Regions from separate parts of the Homo sapiens genome. Here region 2 is linked to region 1. Evidence: chromatin loops called from intact Hi-C (ENCODE). Cell type or tissue: dorsolateral prefrontal cortex. All regions are shown on one strand. Each heading gives the region's core, and the rest is flanking DNA. Links, peaks and the distances in the headings are about the cores only.

Region 1 (5,388 bases), core at 209-5,208:
AATTAATTCTAAGTGAATTGTATAATATATACATATGTTGGTTCTATTATAGCAGTGTGTCGAGATATATGTCAAGGAAAAATAAGTAGCATAGTTTACTTCAAGCATAAATTAATCATCCAAACATATCCAAGTAAAATAACCATAGGAAAAAAATGCCCCCACATTTATGAAGTTTTCAAACCTGGCTGCTATATAAAATGATGTATTCCATTTTAAAATCAAGGTGTTTTTTTTTTGTTTTGTTTTGTTTTTTTTTGCATGCTTTCATTTACTTTTGTGGTTCCCAAAACATATGTATGACTTTGCTTCCTTCTTGCTGAATTAAAATCAAGTGTTATCTCAGGAGTTGTATATATTGAGAGGACTGAGAGGTTTCTGGTTGGTATCAAGCATTTGCTTCTACTGTCATTTTTTATGGTACACATCTCTATGGCACGATCAATGTTTGAAATCAATGCTGTTTGAAAGTGCAGCACCTAAGTTCCTCCGCTCTTTGTCCAATACAGGAACAAGCAGAAGAGGCTTCATCCCAGGGACACTCAGTTCAATCATTTACTTGCAAAAGGACTGAATTTTGAATATAAATCATATTTGTCTGCCTAAATTCAGAGGCCTTTGATTCTATAAAAGGGGAGAGATGATTTTGAGATCATATGTGTTTCATCAATCTTTGGCTAAACTTTGGACAAGCATGTTTGATAAATTGATGTTCATTAACAAGCAACTGTGCAATTCAGAAATCACTTATTTGTTATATATTCTTCTTTTGATTGTTCCTCAGAATCAATTCACCATTTTGTTGGCTAATATGGGCCTTAAAAATATGTAGGATCAGGCATGGTGGCTCATGCCTATAATCCCAGCACTTTGGGAGGCCGAAGCAGGAAGATTACTTGAGGCCAGTAGTTTGAGACCAGGCTGGGCAATATAGTGAGACCCAATTTCTACAAAAAGTTTAAAACTTATCCAGGTGTGGCGGCTCACACCTATGGTCCCAGCTACTCTGGAAGCTGAGGCGGGATGCTCACTTGAGCCCAGGAGGTTGAGGCTATAGTGAGCTGTAATCACACCACAGCACTCTAGCCTAGGTGACAGAGTGAGACCCTGTCTCCAAAAAAGTAAATAAATAAATACAATTAAATTAAGAAAACAAATTAGCCAGGCATGGCGGCATGTATCTGTAGTTCTAGCAACTCAGAAGGATTGCTTTAGTCCAGAGATTTGAGGCTGCAGCAGGCATGAGCCACTGCACTTCAGCCTAGGCAGCAGAGTAAGACCCTGTCTCTTAAAAGAAAAAAAAGGAAGAAAGAGAAGAAAAGAAAAGTGACCTCATTTACTCTAGCCACTTCAGGTTTCCTAACATGAAGCTGCCTTGGGAGACTCCTCCATGGCCACCTACATTCCATCAAAGGTATTCCAAACGGTGTTATCACAATTTTATTTGAGATTATGTTCACTTCTTTTGTGGAATTGCTAGGGCAGTTAATAATGGCAGAAATACAGAAGTGAGAAACAACCAATGGAATAAGAATGGTGGGTACACAAATAAACAAGAGATGGCATGTAGAGCATGTGCATTTCAAGGTTATGTGTGCTTTATGTAGAGGGAAAAATGAATGTAGTTTTTTTGTCCAGATGAGCTCTACACAGATAGCAGTCATTTCTCCTTGCTTATCTGAGACCGTTGGACAACTGTCACCTCCCTTCATCTCCTTTCAGCGAAGACAGATTGCTCTCATCAGCTTTCCATTCTGAATTCTTCTCCCTTGACCTGTGTCTCTTAAGTCCCATTCTGGCAGTGGGAACATACGCATTGAATTTTCTTCCATCTATAGAAATACTGGAGTGAGGTCAGAATCATAGTGTTTTGCCTGAGAGTTCCCCTCCCCTCAACTGTGTTTACCCAGGAAGGATAAAACTATCCACACATAACAGGAATTTGCTTTCTCTTTGGGTATGTCATTCTACTGTGCACTGTGCTTCAGCGAGCTTTCCATTGCCTTCTGTTTAATTCCACTCCCAGTAAGTAGAAAAGGGGACCAGTTTTTTTCCCCCCCCAAAGAGAGGCAGAGTAAAGAGCTGCTGTTACCTGGAGCGTGGGGACTCAAGATGAGACAGGGCTTTAGCGATGTATGTTGAGGGCAAAAAGGAGGACTTTGAAAGGTGAACCTTAAAGAGACAAGCTGGTCATTGAAAACTAAATTGCCAAACTTGCCTCCAGTGAACAAATGCACCTGCCATTCGTATTGCAGCCAATTTGCTGTTTCTACTTTTATCTCTCTCACGCAGCAGGCTCCAAACTCTCAAAGGTTTTCCTGTGGCCTCTCTTTGTAATGCCCCACCCAGCAGGACTGTTAGATAGAGGCTTCTGTGTAGGCATTTTATTCCCACCTTCTCTCCCACTCATTGCATTAAAATAAATTGAAACAATAATATTCCCAAGAGAAGTAAAGTTCTAAGGAGCAACAGCTCTTCCTCCAAACCCTAATGCTACTGGAAGCTGTCCAGCTTTTCAAGATGGTGCATGGTGCCTCCATAAAATACAGGCACTGGAGCCTAGCCACCAAGGGAGAGACACTCTGTGCTGTTAACACGTTACTTAGGTGTGAAGTAATGCTTTTAAATGTACTCTCACAGAGTGAATAATAGCTTCTGGAGAAAGACTTCCTTTGATGGATGAAATTGTATAAGCAGGGTCTCATCCCCAAAGCATTTTTTGCCATGTGCAGAAATGTTTGATAATGAATGATCATCAAGTGACTAGTTTTAATTACCTAAACAGGAGGGGGAAACACCATCTTTCCATAAAAAGAATTCAGAATGACAAATGTAGATTTGCTTATGTGAAAACATTCAATTCAATCATTTCCAAAAGATTTGTTTCAACATGTATTGTTGAGCTTTCACAATAGCTTACATTTCTCAACCCTGAAAGATGCTTCCAGTTACAGACTTCTAATTCTCTATGCCTGTGGTTCTCTGAAGACACCTCTATACATTTAAATATAGGCTATTGCAAACACTGGCAGGGAAAAAAAGAAAGACCTTGGAACTGCATCAAATATAGGTTGTTTTTATCCTCCCTCTCTCATGAAAACCTGAAGTAAATGCTATGCAAAGTATTCTAATGCTGCCTTAAGGTTGGTATTTTTATTTGCACAAAAGAAACATTATTCAATTGTGGTTTCTCAATCAACTATAACTCTTACCCAATATAAGGGAAGATCTCAGTCTTTTGTCTTATAACATGCAGAAAATGACAAGCATTTGAGCAATATTTCTATTCTGTTGCCCTTCGTGGTCTTTCTGACTTGCACTTCTCTCTCTTACTTTAGGCCAGCCAAATGAACAGCCTTCAATTAAAAGAGGAAGTGCTAAGTGACTGTAGTGTGTATCTCAGAATGAGAGGCGGGTGTATATATATAGCATACATCTCAGAGAAGGGGAGAGAGCTCTCATCTGAGAGCAAAGGAATTAGAAATAAAAAGAAAGTATTCAAGGCATTCCACGGTTCAAGAAATAAATCCTATTTAATGCTTTAGTTTTCTCTACAGAGATGTTACAGATTCAAGTAAATAAAAGTTGCTGGTCACCTGTTACCTCCCAAAAGTGTATGTCCAGAGAGAGGTCTCTGGCCTTCACTGATACATTTATTCATGCTTTCCCTTTCTGTGTTCCAGAGAAATATTTCAAATCACTATTTCTGATGTTCCAATCAGGTGGCACTGGCGTCTTCAGAGATTAGTGACATTTATTATGAATACTTCCTATATTCCAGACATCATGTATTTCACACGCATTATTTTATTTAAAATTTGTAAAGGCCTATAAGTTAATTTTCCCATCCTTCAGGTGAGAAAACTGAAAGATTAAGTAATTTCCCCAAGATTAAATAGCTAGTAAATTGAGGAACTGGGACTGAAACAAGGCTCTGAAACCCAGTGTCTAACCACCAAATTATACACTATGAATACATATTGAAAGAGATAGTCCCCATCCTCTTGGATCTTCAGACATCCTTTGTTCAGGACATTGATCACACTCATATCTTTTATTCTAGATCCCTGGCCTCTTATGTTCATCCATATAAGGAAGCATTAACCATGAGACTATGGAAATTCAGCTCAAGGGTTAGTCCTCCTGGTTCACTTCTAAAATGCTCATCTAAACAGAATAAGCTTATACCACTGAAGTTGAGTACAATCTTGTCATATAGGACATTACTGATATATATATATCAGTATGATTATATATATGATTATATATATGCACATACAAACTATAAAGGTGTGCTAGGCCAAGTATAACCACATAGTCATGGGACATATTCTGCAAGCCCTACATAAAAATCAGTAATGTTACCATACAATTCTGGCTCAATTTTATCTTCCTTTTGTGCTTTCTGAGAAGAAGATTACATAAAAGAAAATATTCTAAGCATATATACCCAATATACTTTCCCTAAATGATTTAGTTAATCCTTGTGTCTGTCCTGGAATCTAGAAAATTGGAATGTTATTTTTATCTCTTTGGAGATAAAGAGACTGAACTATGGAGAGATTTTGTAGCATGAAGGAGCCCTACTGAGAGTCAGAGAAAGTATGGGGCTCAAAATCTAGGTCTCCTGAAGCCTTGCATTTAGTGAATGGGACTGCTCTTAGATAACTGCTTACTTATGTAGGCCAGATCTTATTTTCTATCCAGAGTCACACATTTTCAGTTTGTCCCTCTCACTATTATCCTGAAATCCTCCCTGGTTGGCCTTAAAAATAGCTTCTGTACTAGAAATATATTCAGTGAAATTCCTTTATGTTTTTCTTATGAAGAAATGATTGTTTAATAAGGAAACCTGCAAAATGCCAAATATAGAATTGTTTCACTATGGGAAACTGAGAACATACTTGACCTATGTTTGAAATCTTATTTGTTCTGATAAAGCATAATTTTGTATTTCAGTAAGGGAAACTAATACAGAGGTCCCCGAGTCCTTGCATTGATTATGTAACAGATTTTCCTTAAATAATTCCTGAGGTATTGTCTTTCTCCTCTAGCTGGAGGAAGAAAAAAAGATCTGCAGGTACAAAAGATACCAAGACAGAGAGAAAGCCAAAAATATTATCCAGGACTCATTTATTCCAGCAGCTATGCTATTTACTAGCTAGCATATGCAAATGGAGAGAAACTTGGTTATAGTACCTGGACTGCAAAGTAAGAATTTTTAGTACAATATTTCCTCAAGCAATTTCTAGAAATACTTGGTACTGTTCATTATCTTAATAGTTGTGAATGGAAGTTGTGACTCTATTGATGAGAATGCCATTTTGCTAATTCAATAATACTCTTATATTATCTTTGTTTAGATTTTACAGAATACTTTCTTTGACA
Region 2 (5,388 bases), core at 93-5,092, 140 kb after region 1:
TATAGCAGAGCCTGCTACTCACTACTAAGCAAAGGTGAATATAGGAAGGGCAGGGAGAATATGTGTTGGTGGAGGAAATGAAACTTGTTTTTGCCAAAATTGAGAGGGAAGAAAGTAAGAATCTCAGAAAAGAAGAATACTTCCAAATAAATGAGAAAATTGTTTGTGCTGCTTTAGACATTTTTAACTCCAGGATCTATAGCCATGAACCAAAATCAGCTGTTTTCATCCTGATGCAGAATCCACTGTGAGTGCCAAAGGCCCAGTAAGGTACCTGAAAGCGAATAATGGTTTTTCTCCATTTAACCATTGTTCTTTCACTGTCAACATTTCTCTTGATGCTGAAGACAAGAGACAGGAAACAAAATAAATGGAGCAGCCAACTTCTCTCCTTTTGGTTGTATGCCTGCTCATGTACCCTTCCATCCTTTCATGATGCAGAACATTAGCAAATATTGAGAGTTCACAAATCTCTGGTCTTTTAGCCTTAGGGTCAGAGTTTGTGGCAAAAGCTGACTCTGGTATCAATTAGCATTTTTTTTTTTTTTTTTTTTTTGGACAGTCTCACTCTATTGCCCAGGTTGGAGTGCAGTGGTGCTATCTTGGCTCACTGCAACCTCCGCCTCCTGGGTTCAAGAGTTTCTCCTGCCTCAGCCCCCCAAGTAGCTAGGGATTGCAGGCATGGGCCACCACACCCAGCTAATATTTGTATTTTTAGTAGAGTTGGGGTTTCACCATGTTGGCCAGGCTGCTCTTGAACTCCTGACCTCAAGTGATCCACCCACATTGGGCTCCCAAACTGTTGGTATTACAGGCATGAGCCACCACGCCCAGCTGAAATAGCAATTTAAACTTAAATGAAGCTCTTAGTTTTGTCCTGCCCCAGTTTCTTCATCTATAGCATTTGGACCTAGAGAATAATATCTTTAAGGTCACAACCCACACTGAAATTCTCTGATGTATTGAATGTAGGAAGACAGGTAAAGAAACAAATATCCTAAAAGCAAATAGTTAAGTGTAATTCTACATCCAAAATTATTTATCATGCTTACAGCACCACTGTGAGGACATGAAGGATTATAGTACATAGAGGCCATTCAACTTCTTTTTTCCTTCACATCTTAAGAAAGCAGGCCATTCCTAATGGTCATCAGGAAGACGATCTTTCAATTTGGAAACTGGGTCTGTCCCTCTGAAATAAATTAGATGTGAATAAATATAAACTCCGATGCCATTTTTAGAGACTTCTGTTGTCGACAGTAAGCACAATTTAAAGCAGAGCCAGATGCCATGTCCCCTTCTCAGGATATTTAAGAATCTAGATTGTTGCTGACTGTGCAAAGTTGATGTTTGGACTATGTATAGAGTTAGATACAAAATCATTCTAATCAACAGAATAAAACAGCATCACATCTAGATTTTATGGCAATTTGACATATAAGATTTAGTGGATGTGCAGGATTGAGATATTGGAAGAGTTAAGTCTACATCCCTTATTGAATACTCATTGTGTTCCAAGGACATGGTTTAAAAATAGGCATCAGGCAGTTATGTATACAAGGGTAATCACAGCTCTTATAATAATAGTTTTTTAAAGTACCTTTCTCTTATTCACCAAGGAAAGTAGACTTGGTGATTTATAGGAATTGTGAATGCTCTGCACTGCCTCATCTTTCCAAACTAAAGCATCCTTTCTTTATGTAATTCCTTTTCTGGAGTGTTTCCTAGGAAGGCAGTGCCCTCTGAAACAAACAGGTGTTAAAGAAAATCTGATGCAAATAAGGACTCCTGCTGCCACAGAGACACATGCTTTGTACCTATATAAATGCATTTCTCAGAAAGCTCTCACTGTTGAAAAAAACTGTTTGAAAGGAAGCCGAGCTAGCTAAAAATGTTATTCTTTGTACCCTGAATACATCTGCTTCTGTTTCAGATTGGCTGCCTTAGTTATGTGTGTGTGTTTAACATATTAAAATGAGGCTTCTTTATCCTTTTCCATGATTTCAGCACAATTCTCTCCTTTGAGTTCTGGATACTGAACTGATTTGACTATATTTATACTGTGGTGCCATCTGAGACACCCATGGCTGTACACGTTGATGCATGGCTTCAAATGGTCATTGCATGACAGCCCCTTGGCCACTGCAACCCAGACTTAAGTGTGCATGCTCATAGCACCCAAAGAGAATTTACCACACACTAGTCCCTTTCTTCCTTTTCTCGAACTTCCTTTGTGGCTATGTAGTGGGTGGTCACCACTGGAGATGCCTCACAACCTTCAAACAAGGAAGCACCATGCTCCCCATCCCCCATCTTTGAGCTTTCTGCTAAGTGAAGTCTGCCTGATTCAGTCATAGCCAGGGAGGCTGGACCATTGGCTGGGTACTAGGTGAGTCTCAATCTAATTGTATCTTGTTAAGATCAAAGAAATGTCTTTTGGGTGCATATATATATATATATATATATATATGCATCTTCATGCAAATGAGGCAATCATATATTGGTACTAAAGTGGACTGAGATGCAACCTCAATAGGTTGTTCAGATTTCAGCTGAATTCTCAAATCTACTTTCTTGGCTCTTCTGGAGATTCAGCTCTTTCTAGAAAATCCTTAGGATGCCCAAAACAAAAAGAAAAATCTGTAGGTGGCCCCAGAACAGTATTTCCCAAAGTGCACCTTATGGCTTGCCCTGATGAACACTCTGTAAAACAGTTCTATAGTCAAATAAATTTGGAGAACACATTGTCTTTATCTTTTGGAAATGTACAGCTCACATTAACATATGAAAGGTTTTAGGAACTCCTACAGTTGAAAAATATCTGTTAATTTTTTTAAATCCAGTGTTTCCTAAATTTATCTTGATGTAGAAACTATTTTTTGCATAGCATTTATCATCATCCAAAATTTGGGGAAACACTAAACCCTTAACACCCTGAGAATGAGCCAAGAGTTCCCCATTGTCCCAGGTTTCTGAATATAAATCCTTAAGCAGATGGTCTTTCTTGAGCTTATCCTAGCCCCTAGGACTTCCTCAGGAGGGATATCATGGACTAGCATTTTGGATCTGGAGTGAGATTTGAATTCAGCGTGGAAAGCTGAGCTGGCCAGAGCTCACGAACTGCTCCCACATGAAGCGGTATTTTGCCTGCCAACATGGCTTCTTGACATTGTTCCTCTCATATACCAAATTTGCCCTCCCAATTTAATTAACATAGGAAATTGGAGGTGGGAAAGCCAGTGATTTTTGCCAGAGGCACTTCTGAATCTGTTCTAACAGAAAGTGAGTCAGTGCTCATCTTTTTATTTTAAAGAAAGTCCAGACACTCTTAAAACACGTTCTATTTTTAACAAAACACTATTAAACTGTCACACACCCTTCTTTCTGTTTTCTTGTCCACCGCTGCTGATGGTGACCAAGATATTTGTATGGGAATAAAAGCTGTCTTCTTTATATTCAACTGACATCTCTACTTCCCTGATATTACTATTTTGCATTTCTATAGACTTTATCTTTCTGAAAGGCTTTACAATTATTCATTAGTTATTCCCCCCAGCTTCTTGATCAGGTAGAACACTATGGTTTACCACTTTTCCCATTTCATAGCCCTCCATTCAGTTCCTCTCCTCTTCTCTTCATGGAGAGAAGAGGGAGGTAAATAACTAAATAACTGAGGGCCTACTGTATGTCAAGCTTTTTTAAAAAAAATCATGTAATCACCATAATCCTCCAACAGTAATAAGATTTCTTGATGGAATTTAGTGAGTTTCATGCTGCTCTGCTTTTCTCCTTCCAAGTTAGCTATAGAGAAAATTATATACAACAACAACCCTGGCCAAATGAGGGGAAAAATGATCAGCTTTATTAATAGCTGGGTGAGCATCTAAGCAATACCTCCTCCCTCCCCCTGCCACACACATACCATAGCCGAACCCTACCCAGTTCAGAGATTCTCTGGTAAGGGTCACCAATGAGAAGCTTAATCTTGGAATCATAAGCGAGGCTTCTTATTCCTTCCCCATCAGCTAGCCTTCATACCTAAATGTCTAGGACTGCATTTACCCATCACTGACAGAAGAAAGGAGTGGGAATAGATACAACCCCAAAGGGCAGGCCTTGCTCAGAATGTGTTTCCAAGGAGGACAAGAAGTTCTCCATGCATGGGCACATTGGAACTTAGGAACCCATGTTCAGGGCATAGAAATCCTGCACTTATGAATCATGACCATAAAAAAAAGAAGCCCTCTTCCCTCAAATTTGAAAGTCCTTTCACTGAGGATAACAATGTGCGGACCACATGTAAAAATAGTAAAAGCTGCATACCATGAGACCAATTTAGAAAAATGAGGAGAACAGTAGAAATTATCCTCACTTCCTCAATACCTAAATCAATGGTATTGATTATCTACATTGTTTTGCAAATGAGAAAAGCAAGGCACAGTTTTGATTAAATGAATGGTACAAGTTCATAAAAGCCAGCAAGAGTCAGATCTCATTCTACACTGTTTTTGACAGTGCAGGATGACCCCAGTATCTTGGATCCAGAATCACCTGCCTTGCAGCTACTGATTTCATCTTTTTCTACTCTGATAATAATTTTTATCTCAGATACCACTATATATATCCACAAGGAGTATATTACACCTCACTCAACTACCTGGGAGTTGGCCACCTTATAACTACACCTACCTGGAACTGAGTAGCAATCAATTTCAGTTGAATATGTATGTGGCAAACTATTTTAACAGCTAAAGACCATTATTTTTAGCTACTAGTGTACTTTGTTCACATAAACCCTGTTTGGACCTTAAATTGGGTTTTTTGTTTACAAACAATCCTAAGAACTGGATTTATTTCCTTGCTGTCTTATTTATAAATCTTAGCAAGGGGTAGAGAATTTTAGAAAAATTAGAAAGGAGAAAGAATAACAGTTAATAGCTTGACTGGGGAGAAAACATAAATGACAACATAAAAACATAAACAACAAAAGCAGATGCAAAAACTTAAAGCTCACACAAGCATAGGTACATTTAGTGAAATGGCAAATAGCCCAGCAGATGTTTCAGTTAATTTTAATGGTATCAATGTTGTACAACAATAGATGTTCATAATAATAAACTTGGCTCTTCAGGGAAAAATAAATAGCAGTGTTTTCTTTTTGAAATGGCAAGAATATATGTGTGACACATTTAAGAAAGATTTTCATCCCTAGAAGTTAGAATGTAAAATGTTTTACTACTTAAAGAGGTAACCCCTCAACAATTATGAAAACAAACAAAACATTTCTCTACAGAATAAATCATTTCCAAGGAGCCCTGGATAAATATGGTCTTACAGATACACTTTGTATTCTGCCAGGAATAAATACAATGAAAGGAAATCACAAAT

What was found. Hi-C counts contacts between places; a loop is a spot of excess contacts. Peaks named below come from ENCODE experiments on the same cell type or tissue, not always from the same donor. Only the 100,000 strongest peaks of a DNase experiment are listed, where the experiment ranks them.
Region 2: a loop joins it to region 1, with 15 times the contacts of the local background. A loop is called at or near these places in 1 of 110 quality-filtered maps.

What each region holds. Positions count from the first base shown.
Region 1 is chr3:116,036,668-116,042,055 of GRCh38, reverse strand. The region is part of intron 2 of LSAMP (limbic system associated membrane protein); the gene reads left to right. All of the region lies in intron 2 of LOC124906269 (a long non-coding RNA gene), which reads right to left. Among named protein-coding and RNA genes, the nearest start is that of SNORD155, 130 kb to the right of the region's middle. In dorsolateral prefrontal cortex, for the core only: no CTCF peak of the experiment used is centred there; a DNase peak (open chromatin) is centred at 2,535; H3K27ac peaks cover 3,626 bases.
Region 2 is chr3:115,895,681-115,901,068 of GRCh38, reverse strand. The region is part of intron 3 of LSAMP (limbic system associated membrane protein); the gene reads left to right. All of the region lies in intron 1 of LOC124906269 (a long non-coding RNA gene), which reads right to left. Among named protein-coding and RNA genes, the nearest start is that of SNORD155, 6.8 kb to the left of the region's middle. In dorsolateral prefrontal cortex, for the core only: no CTCF peak of the experiment used is centred there; no DNase peak of the experiment used is centred there; H3K27ac peaks cover 3,387 bases.